Regions from separate parts of the Mus musculus genome. Here region 1 is linked to region 2. The links are chromatin contacts, found by Hi-C or POLR2A ChIA-PET in ENCODE. All regions are on one chromosome and are shown on one strand. Each heading gives the region's core, a stretch centred on a gene start or an enhancer-like site at or near the end of the contact. The rest is flanking DNA. Distances are from core to core; before and after follow the strand shown.

Region 1 (7,257 bases), core at 3,355-5,854, 37 kb before region 2:
TGGTGGCACACATCTTTAATCCTAGCACTTGGGAGGCAGAGGCAGGCAGATTTCTGAGTTCAAGACCAGCCTGGTCTACAGAGTGAATTCCAGGATAGCCAGGGCTACACAGAGAAGCCCTGTCTCGAAAAACGAAGAAAAAAGAAAAGAGAAAAAGAGAAGTTATTGATATATAAATCTGACTTGTTTATTATAAGCTTCTAGAGTTTTGTTTCTACCAGGTAGCTGGGTATTGTGGGGGGCTGACCCTGGGGTGGACGTTCATTGCGTGGTGCTGGCATGGCAGCGAAGGGAACTTGGGAACTCGGGAGCTCTGGCTCACCAGAGAGTGGCAGGCAGAGAGTAGCTGGAAGGAGCATGGGAACTAATATTTCTTGCAACACTACCAAATCCCAATACTCTCTCTATTGAAATCCCATTCCTGTGTGGGGGCTGCTGACAGAAATCCTGTCTATAGCCAAGGAAGCTCATCCTACCACATGAGTGGAAGATTAGAGCCTTGGTCCAGTCTGACTCCAGTTGTACTCATGACAACTCTGACGGCAGTCAGTGCCCATGATTTGTGTCTACTCTGCTAGCGAATGACATTTCAGATACATTAGCTATGGGCTACAGTAGCCTGGAAACATACAACCCTGTGCATGACTGCTTCTCTGGGAAGGCTGACTGTAAATAGCAAAAGAAGATGTACGGGGTGTGCAGAAAGCCTCCCTGGGCAGCCATGTCTCTAATCTGGAAGGTGGGTACCTGAAATCTTCTTTGTTCATAAAACAGGAGTTACAGCTACAACCAAAGACAAGCCAGTGTCCACGTGGGACGTTATCACCTGAGCCACAACTACCACCTCCACACGATTGCCACTCTCCAAAGCACAATCCCTGAGTTTAGCTCTCTTCAAAGCTAGAATTTCAAGATCCCTACAGAAGCCAATAGGATTTGTTGTTGTTACTTCTGCCACCGGCAGTGGGACAGAGCAGAGTCCCTGAAAAGCAGGGTCCATAGAAACATCAAACTGGGCTCACAATATTCCTCATTACCTTATCTGGGAAGCTAGCTGAGGTGCCTAACAGAGCCCACTTTAACTTCTTAACCTTCAACCAAGTCTGCACCTTCTTCCTGCACCTTTAACCAAATGCTGTTCACCCTAACCACGTGCGTGCTTTGGCCTACTGCTATGGCTGCTGGCACGTGCTAGAGCAACCCCAGCTCTCTGACCTGCCCATCCACTTACTGTTCCTTTAGCCTAGGATGCCTGTCCTCCCTGGGCCAGCGTGTCATTCACTCCCTTGCACCTCATGGGTCTCTACGAGTCACTCACCCTGCGTACTCTATCCAAACCATCCACCCTCACTCTTTCCTCACCCAGCTTCCCCAACTTATTGCCTTCATCACTTAAAATTCCATGACCTATTCATTTGCCCTGGCTACTCATGGCCTCCACACTGGAAAGAAGCTCACAGCATGAATACAAGCCCTAGCTATCTTTCTTTCAACTACATTCTCCAAGGTAAAGCAAGGCTCAGCATGACAGACCTTTAGTTATTATTTATAGCTGTCTTAGTATCCCTAACTATCCCACCATCTTAAACTTGTAGTTTCCATCACTTCTGTAGGAACACCATGGGCTGGCACTTCATAATTTGTGGTCTCTGAAATATCATCACTCCTTCTCGTCCTGTGGCAGCTTCCTTTCCCACTGTACTGTGCAGAGCAAGGGCTCCAATCCCAGCTTAACCTTAAATCCCACACACTTCTTCTCTGAGGCCTTATTACTCTATCACTTCATTCAGGGAGAAATAAAAATTGCACACTCCAGAGCCCAAGTATCGCTAGCCATAGCTTCAACTTCTTCTCAAAGAATGGACATATTCTTAGATAGCCAACAGCAGTCACAATTACCTAACCATCAATACGTTTCTGGAATGAATTTTGTACACTCCATGCATATAGCCACACACTCACTAGCATGTGCAAATGAATTTTGTACACACCATACAGATAGCCACTGGCTGTCTAGTATTACGGGCCCTCCAGTACCAGAACCTAAAAGATGTCATCCTTATCCATAACCTTCAAAGTTGCATCTGTCACCTCACTTGTGCACTGGTTGCCTCATTTTTATTTATTCTCTTTTGATAATCTCATAATTAGGTACCTTCCGGTTCCCTAAGAACTCTCAGATGGCCAAATTTCCCTAATAACTCTTCTTGAACAAAAACCAATCCCCAAAGAACTACACACAGCTACAAGAGTAGCCCAAAAGGCTCTGAAATCCCAGCTAGCAACAAGAAGCACCGCAGGCCCATACAATGTAAACCATAGCACAATATCCTTTCCTTGCACATCTTAGTAACAGGACGTTCACGGTCCCTCGGGGTCATCTTACCAGTCCTAACAGTTCTATTACAAGTTCCTCCTCCAAGCTGCAATCTGATGCACACATGTTCAAGCCACCTCGTTCAGACTGCAGATTTAGATTTTCATACTGCAGTCAACAAGTCCTTCACGTCCTCTTCTGCTGATGTGTTGTGTTTTGTTGGTTGTGCTAGTGATCAAGCCTGCGGCCTTACACGTGCTAAGCAAGCTCTCTATTCCCGAGCTATCTCCCCGCTATATCCTCAAGCCTTCCTCTTCACATTGTTAAGGGTGGTTTTAAAGCGCTCCTTTGCGTTTTCAAAGTCTACTCCTCTCTACAAAAACCTTTACTAGTAGTTCAACAAACACAACAATACGGCTGACTGATTCCTTCAGTCAACATTTTCTTGTGGCATGATTTAAGGCAAGAGCTAAGGAAGAGGGCTTGGGCAGGTGTTCTGTCAAAGCAGAGGAGATGAACATGCAGATGTAAATAGTAGTATCCTATTACAACTACAATCCTAGCACATAGGAGGTGAAGGAAGGATGATCTGAGTTCAACCCTAGGTTGTGTGGGAATGTCTAAAAAGAAACTAACTAACTAAAAAAAAAAAAAAAAGAAAAGAAAAGGAAAGAAATGGTAGTAAGCTCAGAATTGCTGGCTCACAGGAGGGAGAAAGGAGAGGCGTGGAATCCCTCTGAAAGCCTTTTTTAACAGGCACCACCAGAAACTTACAGAGAACCTAAGTGGAAGAGCAACTGGAGGGTGAATAGTGGTGTAAATTCAAAGCAGAAGAAGTTGAGGGCTAAACTGGGGGGACAGAAATGGAGGAAAAAAAGTAGTGAGGTCTTCCTATGAAATATGGCATATGACTGTACAGAGAAGACACACCAAATTAAAAAAGATAAATAACTGGAGTTTCTAGATTTCTATAAATAAGCAGTGACATTTAAAAATAAGGAGACCCTGAAGCTGGAAAAGTGGCTGAGAGGTTAAGAATACCTGTTGCTCCTGCAGAGAACCCCAAATCGGTCCCCAGTACTCATATGGTAGCTCACAATCATTCATAACTGCAGTTTCAGGTGACCTCCAAGGACACCAGGCAAGAAAGAGATGCGCGCGCGCACACACACACATACATACACACACACACACACACACACAGGTGCGTGCAATACACACACATACACAAAATAGACTTAAAAAGAAAGACACACACACAGCTGGGATGGGGAACCAGGGTGACAGACTGTGTAAGACACATTTTGTTAAACTGAGTGTGTATGGGACCTCCATATGGAAGACTGAAAGGTAAAGCCTCAGACACACCAGCTTTATGCCAACGCTTTTCCTAAAGTTATTCCTGATCCTAGTCTAATTTACCTTTAACTAAAGTGGTGCGTGCAGCTGATCAAGGAGAGGAAAACCATGCCTCCCTCCTAAAGGGCCTTTAACTAACTAGATGGCCACGTCAGCTCGGGCTCACTCGGCCCCTATTAATCTTTCCATCCTGGAACTCCTCCTTCCAGCAATGCAATGCAACCCTGGGTACCTAGCCTCCTCCAGCCATAACCGGGCGTCCCCCGCAAGCCCCCAGCCACTTACCTCTGCCGAACAGTGGATCCCGCAGCCCGTGCGGCCACCGCTTTGCTGGGAGAGCGGCCAGAGGAGCCCACGTTGGTGCCACTGGGCGTTGGACCCGGCTGCAGAGGGAAGCAGACAAACAGTGAACATCGCGGGTCAAATCCTCTTCACACCCCCGACCCCACACCCACCCGAGAAGCTGGGAAGAGCAATGAGGTCCCAGAAAGGAAGACCAAGATAGGGGCTAGTGCACCCCATGGAAGCGGGGACCGCGCACCATGCTGATGCCTAAGAACGGTGGGCACAGGAGGCAGGAAGAGGGAAGTCGTGAAGTTGCCGAGCACTCAGAACTCTCGTAGATACAGGCTCTGGCACCGCCCCCCGGCCGGCTGGCAGGGCCTTCGCAGACTCTTGGATGACTGGGCTGTCCTGAGATATGCCTGTAAAGATTACGCCGACAACAACTGGGCCGTGTGAAAGTACAGCCCTTTCGCTTCTTTTATGTAATTTATTTAGCGTGCTTAATATGGTCAAACATCACCAAATTGCAAGCTTTGGACAGGTCCACATGAGAAATTGAGTCAGGCATTTTCTTAGCGCCCACAAGCTTATCGCTGATGTGGCCTAAACTAACGCAGGCGTAGTTGCGCTGGCTCGGCTTTCAGTAGCCAGAGGGGGCCAGGGGCGGAGCTTGCAGGAGCTTGCAGAAGCTCGCGCGGAGAGCGCAAGCGCGGCTCATCTACCATGGCCGAAAACCTGTACCGAGCCCGTTCCCGGGTTTACAGCCCATCTGTGCTGTTTCTGCACCCAGACATGGGTATAGGCGGAGCCGAGCGCCTAGTGCTGGACGCGGCGCTGGCGCTGCAGGAGTACGGCTGTGATGTGAAGATATGGACCGCGCACTACGACCCGAACCACTGCTTCATCGAGACCCGCGAGCTCTCGGTGCAATGCGCAGGGGACTGGCTGCCTCGCAGCCTGGGCTGGGGCGGCCGCGGCGCCGCCATCTGCTCCTACGTGCGCATGGTCTTTCTGGCGCTCTACGTGCTGTTTCTCTCCGGCGAGGAGTTCGACGTGGTGGTGTGCGACCAGGTGAGGCCGCCACCAATTCTTGGCTGGGGGGGGGGGGGGGGGGCGGCGCCGAGAGGGGGGGAGGGACCGCTGTTCTAGGTTTTTAGGAACTGTCCAGCAGGAGTCCCCAGGGAGAGAACGGCCACCAATTTTAGTATGGATAGACCCTTTAAAATGGCAGATCTCAGGGACATCTCTCCCCCGCCCCCTTCCTTTCGTTGAAGATCCTTGAGGTAGGGCTTATGTGTCTGCATTTTAAATGTTTAGCCTTGGGACTAAAATGATTGGATCCAGGTGGTTGCTGGCATTAAAAGACGACTTCCGGCCACACCTTGTATGTGACTCAATTTACTCTTCTTTCTTCTCCGTTATTCCTTTGTCTCTGCTTTCAGGTCCCATCCATCCCACCCTTCCAGTCTTTCTAATACTGCCATTCCAGTACTTAGCAGTGCCACGGATTAAAGTCAAGCTAAACATATCGTTTCCCCATTAGGGTCCCCATTGGTCTTTGGAGAAAAATCCAGTTATTTTGTCTATACAAGTGTCTGAGCTTGCATATCAAAACCAGAGGTCAGCTAATATTCACCTGAACATTGGAGTCAGGCTCTCTCACTGAACCTGGAACTGAAAGATTGAGCTAGACTTTTGGACAGGTGTGCACTGCCATACCCAACATTCCTGGAGCCAACCCTCAGTCCTCAGTGTTTTTTTTTTTTTAATTAAGAAGTAACATTTACTCAGGAGTAAAAGTTCAAATAGGAAGTATAATGTAAAAATTCCCTGTCCCCATCCTTGAGAGGGCGAGCCATTGTCAACAGTGTCTTCTGCATCCTTCCAGAAGTGATGTGTGGCCCTGGTAGTATATGTGTCTGTTTCCTGCTACATCTTATATGTACACAGCTGGGATCCAGTTTACCTGCTGTTGGACTTTTTGCTTTTGTTCTGCAAAAATTTGAAACATCTTGCTTATTGATATTCAAGATCCACATCAGTCTCTTCAGTGACTGGAAAGTCCCCTGTCCTGTAAATATTTCAGTCTTCCCTAAAAGACACTAACATTGCTGTGTGTGTGTGTGTGTGTGTGTGTGTGTGTGATCCTAGGTGTGACACTAGATATGACATCCTAATACTGCATTTATTTCACTTCTTACAGTCCTCTGAGGAATCTCCTGATAGTCATGGTCATTGTAAATGTCAGTAACAGTTTCCAGCCTTTACTTACAATGATGTCACCTTATTCTTCCAAGGTCTATACTTGGCTACCCAGTGCTCTTATCTAAGCTGACATGTGGAAATAGCCACAGTTGCTCCAGGGAATCTTTAATTATGATCCTGAGTTGCACTGAACCACCCTGAGGAAGCCGTATGTTCATGGTTAATGCAGACATTTACCCAGGTCCTATGGATTCAGTAATACCAGGCAGCTAGTCAACCAGGAAAAGGCTTATGGCCAAGGAGGTTAAGGCGACCAGTCACTTATCTACTGTTTTACCTTGGTTAGGTGTCTGCCTGTATCCCGGTGTTCAAACTGGCCAGACGGCGTAAGAGGGTCCTATTTTACTGTCACTTCCCAGATCTGCTGCTTACTCAGAGAAATTCAGCTCTGAAGAAGTTCTACAGGGCCCCCATCGACTGGATCGAGGAATACACCACAGGCATGGCAGACCGCATCTTGGTCAACAGCCAGTACACTGCTTCCGTCTTTAAAGAAACCTTCAAGACCCTGTCTCACAGAAATCCTGATGTGCTCTACCCATCTCTGAATATCGGCAGCTTTGACTTGGCTATTCCTGAAAAGATAGATGACCTCGTCCCCAAGGGGAAGCAATTCCTGTTCCTCTCTATCAACCGATACGAAAGGAAGAAAAATCTGCCCTTGGCACTGAGATCCTTGGTGCAGCTTCGGAATCGGTTACCATCTCAAGAGTGGGATAAGGTTCATCTCTTCATGGCCGGTGGTTATGACGATAGGATCCCGGAGAACGTGGAGCACTATAAGGAGTTGAAGAAAATGGTCCAAGAGTCAGACCTTGAGCGTCATGTGACCTTCCTGCGGTCCTTCTCGGACAGACAGAAGATCTCACTCCTCCACGGCTGCTTGTGTGTGCTCTACACTCCGAGCAACGAGCACTTTGGCATCGTCCCTCTGGAGGCCATGTACATGCAGTGCCCAGTCATCGCTGTTAATAACGGTGGGCCCCTGGAGTCCATTGTCCACAAGGTCACGGGGTTCCTGTGTGAGCCAG
Region 2 (6,536 bases), core at 2,566-5,065:
ATATTTCTCCACATTTGTTTTTGTTTGTTGCTTTTTGGATCCATGGTCTCATGGTAGGCAAGGCTGACCTTGAACTCAGTCCTCCAGCCTCAGCCTCCCAAGTGTTGTGGTTACAGGCATGCGCCCCCATATCCAGCTTAGGCAGTCATCGTCATCTAGAAGTCATGAGTATTCCCGGATGGGCTCCAGGCCCAGGAAGAGCCTGGCTGGTTCTGGTTAGGCAAGAGCTGGAGACGGAAAGCAGGAGACAGAAAGGATGCTTTCACACGCCAAGCTGACTCATTCCATGAAGACTCACTCCTCACCTCCGTTTCTGGGTGTAAGACGCAGTAAGGTTCAGCGTGCCAGCGTATCCTCCCGTGTCCCTTTACTGCCCAGATGGCCACTGGGTCTTCATTTTAGTGGTGAAAGAAGAGTAAGGAGCCTCCCTCAACGAGCCTTGAAAAGAGTACTCCCGGTTCACCCCATGTAGTCACAAAGCTTGCCTGACTATAGACCGCTGATATAAATTTCTACCTTCTATCATCTTTATTTCAGTCGGTGACTATGGCGGTGTGCACAGAATTCAAATGTACAGTCAGAAAAGATGAGCTTCTAAACACTGCCGCCCAGCCCCCCCCCCCAATCCCTTCTTTAAATTCAGATTGTTTCCTGCCCCATCATTTGCCTTCAGAATTTTTGTCATAGGCAGATTTTTAGAGGTCAGCCCTAGACCTGGGATTTATTTGTGCCCATAAACAAAATCCCAATATTAATCGCCAACTATTTCTGATTCTCAGTTAACGTTCTCAAACATCTTGAGTCCCCAGGGACTCTTTGCCTTGTCATATGAAGATGATGTTTCCAGATTTATATTCCCCAAAGACGCGGGGAGATCATAAAACTTAATGTATTCCGTGGTTCGGAATGACAATTTCACCAAGAGGCGAGGGAATATTTCCGTGTGGATCATTACGGCACCATGTAAGTTGTTACTGTCCCACTTGCTTTTGAATATGTATCTGCCTCTGCCTATAGAACAGCTCCTTTGCCCCCTCTGGGGCTGAAAGTGGCTGTGCAACGGGGCAGACAGTGAGAGCAAAGCTGAGAACAGCCCCCTGCCTGGGATAAGAAGGTGATGGGCGGCAGGCAGAAGGTAAGAGGCTCTCTTAAGCAAAGTGACTAGCCAGACCAGTACACCGAGCAAAATGACTAGCCAGGCCAGTACACAGAGAGAGATTTGGTCTAGAGAGGGAGGCCACAGTTGGGCCCAGGATGGACCTCAGATCTATCCACAAAGAGCTCTGCCCTAGGAGATTTAGCTTGAACAGGTTGCGGCATGTGCAGAGCCCATGAGGTTGTCAACTCTCTAGCGCTGTGGCAGACAAGCCCAGATAACCAACTTTATTTTAGCTCCGGTGTGGAGGTTCTAGCTCATCCCTTAGGCCTGTGACAAGCAGCAGCGCATCACAGCGGGAACACACGATGCTACAAAACCACCTCCTCATGGGCAGGAAGCAAAGGGACAAGTTGCAGAGCTTGGTGACCTGCAGATCTCTCGTTCGGCCCTGCCCTCCTAAAGGTTCCCCCATCTCCCAACAGCACCACACCAGGAACCAAGCTTTTAACACACAGGCCTTTGGGGTGCATTCAAAATTGAAATCACAGCAGTCCAGCTGCATAGAGGCTAATGGTAGGTTTAGGGCGTGGGATGGGAGGCATGGTTCAGTAAAACTACTAGATAAAAGAGGATTTGATGTAGTCAGAATTTTCTGAGTGTTCCTTTCTGGTTCTGTGCTTGAATCCATTCCATCCTAGTAGCAGAGGCAGAGTGACACCTGGTAAAATGTCTTGCACATAACCAGGGCTCCTGGAAAACATGGGGGAAGGAACCATGAATTCTGCTGCTTGGGAGGAGGCTCAGTACGTCTAAGCAAGGTGACACTAGGCATAGCATTACATTGTCCTGTGACTTGGGGAAGTCTCAGATTGCTGTCCCTTCTATTCCTCCCTAGATTACCAAGAGGGTCACTTCTCAGTGCCCAGTTCTAACTACAAATTGAAGCTGATAATGTGACCCCATGTCTCAAGATAGCTATGAAGGCGATTACAGCCTTGTGAGTGTACAGCACATAACCAAGAGCCAGGCACAGGCTTTGAAGCCAGTACATGCAGCTCTAAGGGCCTGGATGCCTGCTGTCAAGCTTTGTCAACAGGCAAAACGCAACTGTGATGCCTCCAAGGAGAATGTGGCAGGAACCCACCTCCCTTTAGAAAGTCACCTGGGGCAGGTTGCTAATGTCAGAATTGTGGGGGTAGCGGAGGCGACTCCACCTTGAGTCGCAGCAGCAAAGGAAGCAGGGGGAGGGGAGGATCCTGGGTAGAGTAGGGAGAGGACCACAGGTCCACAAGGGAGAGAACGGGTGAGCCACAGGCACAACAGAAACAGCTTCACTCTCCAACCTATTGCTGCTTCTTGGACTCCACACTTAAGGATGGGGACAACTGGTGGAATCGATTTATAGACATGTTGATTTACAGATAAACACATGGCGCTTCTTGGCTTGGTTTGTTTTAGAGAAGAAAGACGACTCTGAGAACATAGCTCAATGGTAGAGTAATTACTGAGCATGTGCAAGGCCCTGGTTTCTATCTCCAGCCCTGGAGAGACAGAGACGTGTGTGTGTGTGTGTGTGTGTGTGTGTGTGTGTGTGTGTGTGTGTGTGTGTGCGTGCGTGTGTCTGAGAGAGACAGAGAACACAGAGATATTCTGAATATGATTCTGTTCATCTATATTAAATAAGAGGCTTAAATGTGTGGTTAATGAGACATAGTAAGAGAAAATAAAGACATGAGAAATTGCATGCACTCTATGTCCCTAGAGAACTTCCTTGTCACGATGCTTAGCTGCTCCTCACTTCATCTGCCTCACGTTAGCCTCAGGATCACCGGGTGGGGTCCCACAGCAAGCGATACCATCACATTTCATCATGAAGGCCCAAAGGCTGAGAGCATCAGACCAGGCATCTGAATCCAGTTCTGTCTGCCTAAACCAAGCATCCTCGCACCAAACAAGATATTCCTACACGTTAAAGGCTTGAAAAGCTCTGGAGGTAGAGGAAGGTCTCACCATCCCTCCCTGATCGCCTTCCAAACGCCAGGCGAGAGGGTTGTAGGGTTGAGCTGGCTCTGGGAACCAACGATGTATGTGCAGCTTTCGCCCCCTGGTGGCTGATATGCGAAGTGCTCGACAGTGGAAGAACAAAGGCTGCTAGCGTCCTTCCCTACCGCCCCCCCCCCAACCCCCGCCCCGGAATGGGGGTTGGGGTCCTGGACTTGGCTCTAGCGGCACGATAGACTAATGAGCTGTACATCTGCTCAGGAGGCAGCTGTTGAGTGCCTGACGGAAGGGTCGAGCCTGAAGGAATGAAATGAAAATTTGATTTATGTCGCTTGTTTTGGCAAGCTTTTGGGAAATGACCAGCCAGCAGCGCTGCCCCAGCACTCATGAGGGGTGAAGGGTGAGCGAGTGTCTCCTTGTCGCTCCACCTCACCCTTCAGCTGTCAACGAAGTCGTCCGTGGGGAACTGACTCTTATGCCCCTCCTCCAGGCAGCTGGCTTGTCCCGCCTTTGCTGGAGATGGGGGCGGGGGGCCTTCTGGTTCATCTCTGCTCTGTCTGAAGGGGGCGGGGGGTGCAGCTTCTTATACTTGTTTGAACATACATGTAAGTGTCCTCAGCTCTAGGCATCTGCCAGCTCCAAGCATTCAAAGGGGTCAAAGGGTGTGTCAGCTGAGAGGATGGCCACGCCCGCTATATTTTCAGAGCAGCGGCAATCTCCATGAGGATCGGGCTCCTTTGAGAAAGGTGGCTCCTTAACGCCAGGTCTCCTGGCACTGTGTGGCAGGTGTATGAATGAGGCCACAGGGAAGCTGGGCACCGTGCTCCAGAGCTTGCTTCTCTGCCTGCCTGTCCAATGTTCCCCTCTCCCAGGAGTATTATGGGAAACACCAGTCCAGCGTGTCTTCTCTAGGGCTGGGCTTCCAAGAGAATCAGCCCCGGGGAAGCTCCCTGCTCGTACAGCCTGCCGGAGTGGGAACACTGCCATCCTCCCTCCCTCTGCCCTGCCCCTTAGGGTGCTTCACATATACTTTCTCTGTATTTCATACTACCTTATTGAAAAGGGGAGACATATGTCTCCTGAGAGGCTTTACCTAGGAGCAGATGGAAGCAGACACAAGCATCAGGTGGCCTGTGGGGAGTCCTGTGGAAGAGTAGGGGATAGGATTAAGCCAGCCGGAGTGGTCAAAGACACCACAACTAACCTGGGCCTGTGGGGGTTCACAGAGACCGAACCACTAACCAGTGGGCTGGACCTAGATTCCCTATACACTTGTAGCAGATGTGCAGCTTGGTTTTCATGTGGGTCCCCTAACAACTGAGCTGTCTGACCCTGTGGCTGCCATTGGATCCCCTTCCTCTACTTGGACTGCCTGGTTGGTCCTCAGGAAAAGGGGTGTGTAGTCCATCTAGGACTGGATGTCTCAGGGTGGGGTGGTACCCCAGGGGGCTTTACTTTCTCTAAGGAGAAGATGAGGGAGTAATGGGGGAGAGGGATTTGTAAGGGTGAGACTGGGGGGAGTGGAGGAAGGGGGTTGATCAGGATGCAAAGTGAATAAATAAATTAATAAGAAAGAGAGATTAAAGTGAGTGGCACAGTTGCTTTCTGGCCTTCATGAGGAAAACCTGGGAAGTGAGCTTTGTCTGTCATGTGTGCTTCGCAAAAGCCAAGCTCCTGTCTATGAAAACCACTTAGGAGGTAGGAGATACCTGAGACCAACTTGGAACTCTCAGCTGTCCCCCTGCCTCAGTCTCCCCAGTGCTGGGATTACAGGTGTGAGTCACCACCCCTGGCGGAAGCATGCTTTTCTGCACATGTCCTTCCCATAGACTCCCTCTCCCTGAGGTCATCAAACCATTTATGAGAGGGAAAATGACACGACCTCAGGTTATATTTCCCCTTGAGTGTTTATATTGAATGAGTGAACTAATTAATAACTAGGATTTCTGCATAGATTCGTAATAGGGAAGCAACAATCCACCACTGAAATGTGCATGACGGTGGGGAGCCACTGTCCAGGCAGAGCTGGTGACGCGTGAGGGACTCATACATCCCCAGAGACCCGGAAGACCTTCGTGCCAAACCGGGACCATTTACTATTTCCATTAATGGCTTGAAGGATGGAAGGGAGCCTCAGCTAATCACATTTCTGCAAGCGCTGAAGCTGGAAGGGATCTTTGCCACTTCGGAGGCCCAGATTAAAATGGGATCGAGGCTTGACGAATTGCAGAGATGGCCCTAAATCAATAAACAGAGCAGCAATAAAGATAAATGCCAGCTGTGTGAACGGGGCTGGAGAAATGATCGGCGAGCGAGCGGCGGGGAGAGAAATGAGTTTTGAGGGGCCCAGGAGGAAGAGCCTGGTTGGGAATTGATCGAGCCATCGTGGTGTTGGTAAGGTGGAGGCTGGGTTCTGCCACCCAGTGGACCCCAAACTTTAGAGAGGCGGAAAGCGACTCTGAGAGCTTAGCAAAATGTTTAAGTCAGAGCTTGGCCTGAGAGGGTGACTCAGCGATTCTGGATCCACGAGGAGAAGATTCCGGCGTAGGTGGACCATACACGATGCTTTTGGGAAAGCAAGATGGCAGAAAGCAATTGACTCCATCACTGTCTCACACGGTTTCCTCCCTGTGACGCCTACCCTCAGGGATTCTCTGAGTTCTAGCATTGGATAAGCTTGGAGATAATCTCCTTAGAGGAAAATGAATTCACAAGGCAAAGGAGCACAGTATTGAGCACAAACTTCGCTGCAATTCAATCAACTTCGTGAGCTTGGACCAATCCAGAGTTTCCCAGCTGTTTTGAGCTGGAAGCTTCGCCCCCCGCCCCCACCCCCCACACACACCGCCCCCGTCCCGACGACCCAGCTCCCACCCTTCTCTGCTGTGTTCTGCACGTCTGTGGGACTGCAAAGCCTGCTGAACTCCTTCCAGTGCGGCTACCCATCAGCCACTTGGTCCTGGGTTCTTTCACCTATTCGCACAGCATCACTTACGGTGCCCACTCTTGTTACCCACAATCCCCTGGGAAGGAATTATTGAGCTGAGGGAAGCAAGTTAAACCCAGTGCAGGGTCTTAGCTTCAAGTATCTATTCATAAAGGCTTTTCTTTCATTCATCCAAACCCTCTCGGGGGAACTGAACATCTTTTTTTAACCTTAGCTTGCAGGAGGCTTTGAGAGCACGTACGCTTAAGCACGTGCCACTGAGGCTGGATAGCCACTGAGGCAGGCTTCTAGTGTGGACGTCCCTCAGTTCCAAATATCCTTCCCTTTATTTGGTTTCTGATGTAGGAAGAATTCATTCAGTCTTCTTTATAGGTGGGCCTATGAAATAGAATGTCCCGGGGCTCCACAAGGGTATGTCTGTGGTACAGCTTGCCGTCTGTGCCACGAATCTGGTGCACTGAAATGTGGTGTTTGTTTGTTTGTTTTTTG

The links. Hi-C counts contacts between places; a loop is a spot of excess contacts on that map. ChIA-PET counts read pairs that join two places held with the same protein, here RNA polymerase II (POLR2A).
Region 1: a map of heart shows a loop between it and region 2 (4-fold over the local background). The contact joins the promoter of Alg2 here to the enhancer-like site in region 2. A Hi-C loop is called at or near these places in 4 of 37 maps with a recorded cell type or tissue (adrenal gland, gastrocnemius, heart and 1 more). POLR2A ChIA-PET finds 5 or more read pairs at or near these places in 5 of 5 experiments (Patski and embryonic stem cell).

What each region holds. Positions count from the first base shown.
Region 1 is chr4:47,471,714-47,478,970 of GRCm38, reverse strand. Alg2 (asparagine-linked glycosylation 2 (alpha-1,3-mannosyltransferase)) reads left to right here and starts at 4,604. Exons shown (of 2, transcript NM_019998.3): 1 at 4,604-5,032; 2 at 6,513-7,257. The coding sequence starts at 4,685. It overlaps Sec61b (Sec61 beta subunit), which reads right to left and starts at 4,310. Exons shown (of 4, transcript NM_024171.2): 1 at 4,218-4,310; 2 at 3,962-4,059. The coding sequence starts at 4,220.
Region 2 is chr4:47,434,855-47,441,390 of GRCm38, reverse strand. No RefSeq gene overlaps it. Among named protein-coding and RNA genes, the nearest start is that of Alg2, 36 kb to the left of the region's middle. Within about 2 kb of position 3,815, at least 1 of the 3 ENCODE cell types and tissues checked has a DNase peak (open chromatin) inside an H3K27ac peak, as active enhancers do; it is heart, where a contact is called at or near this core.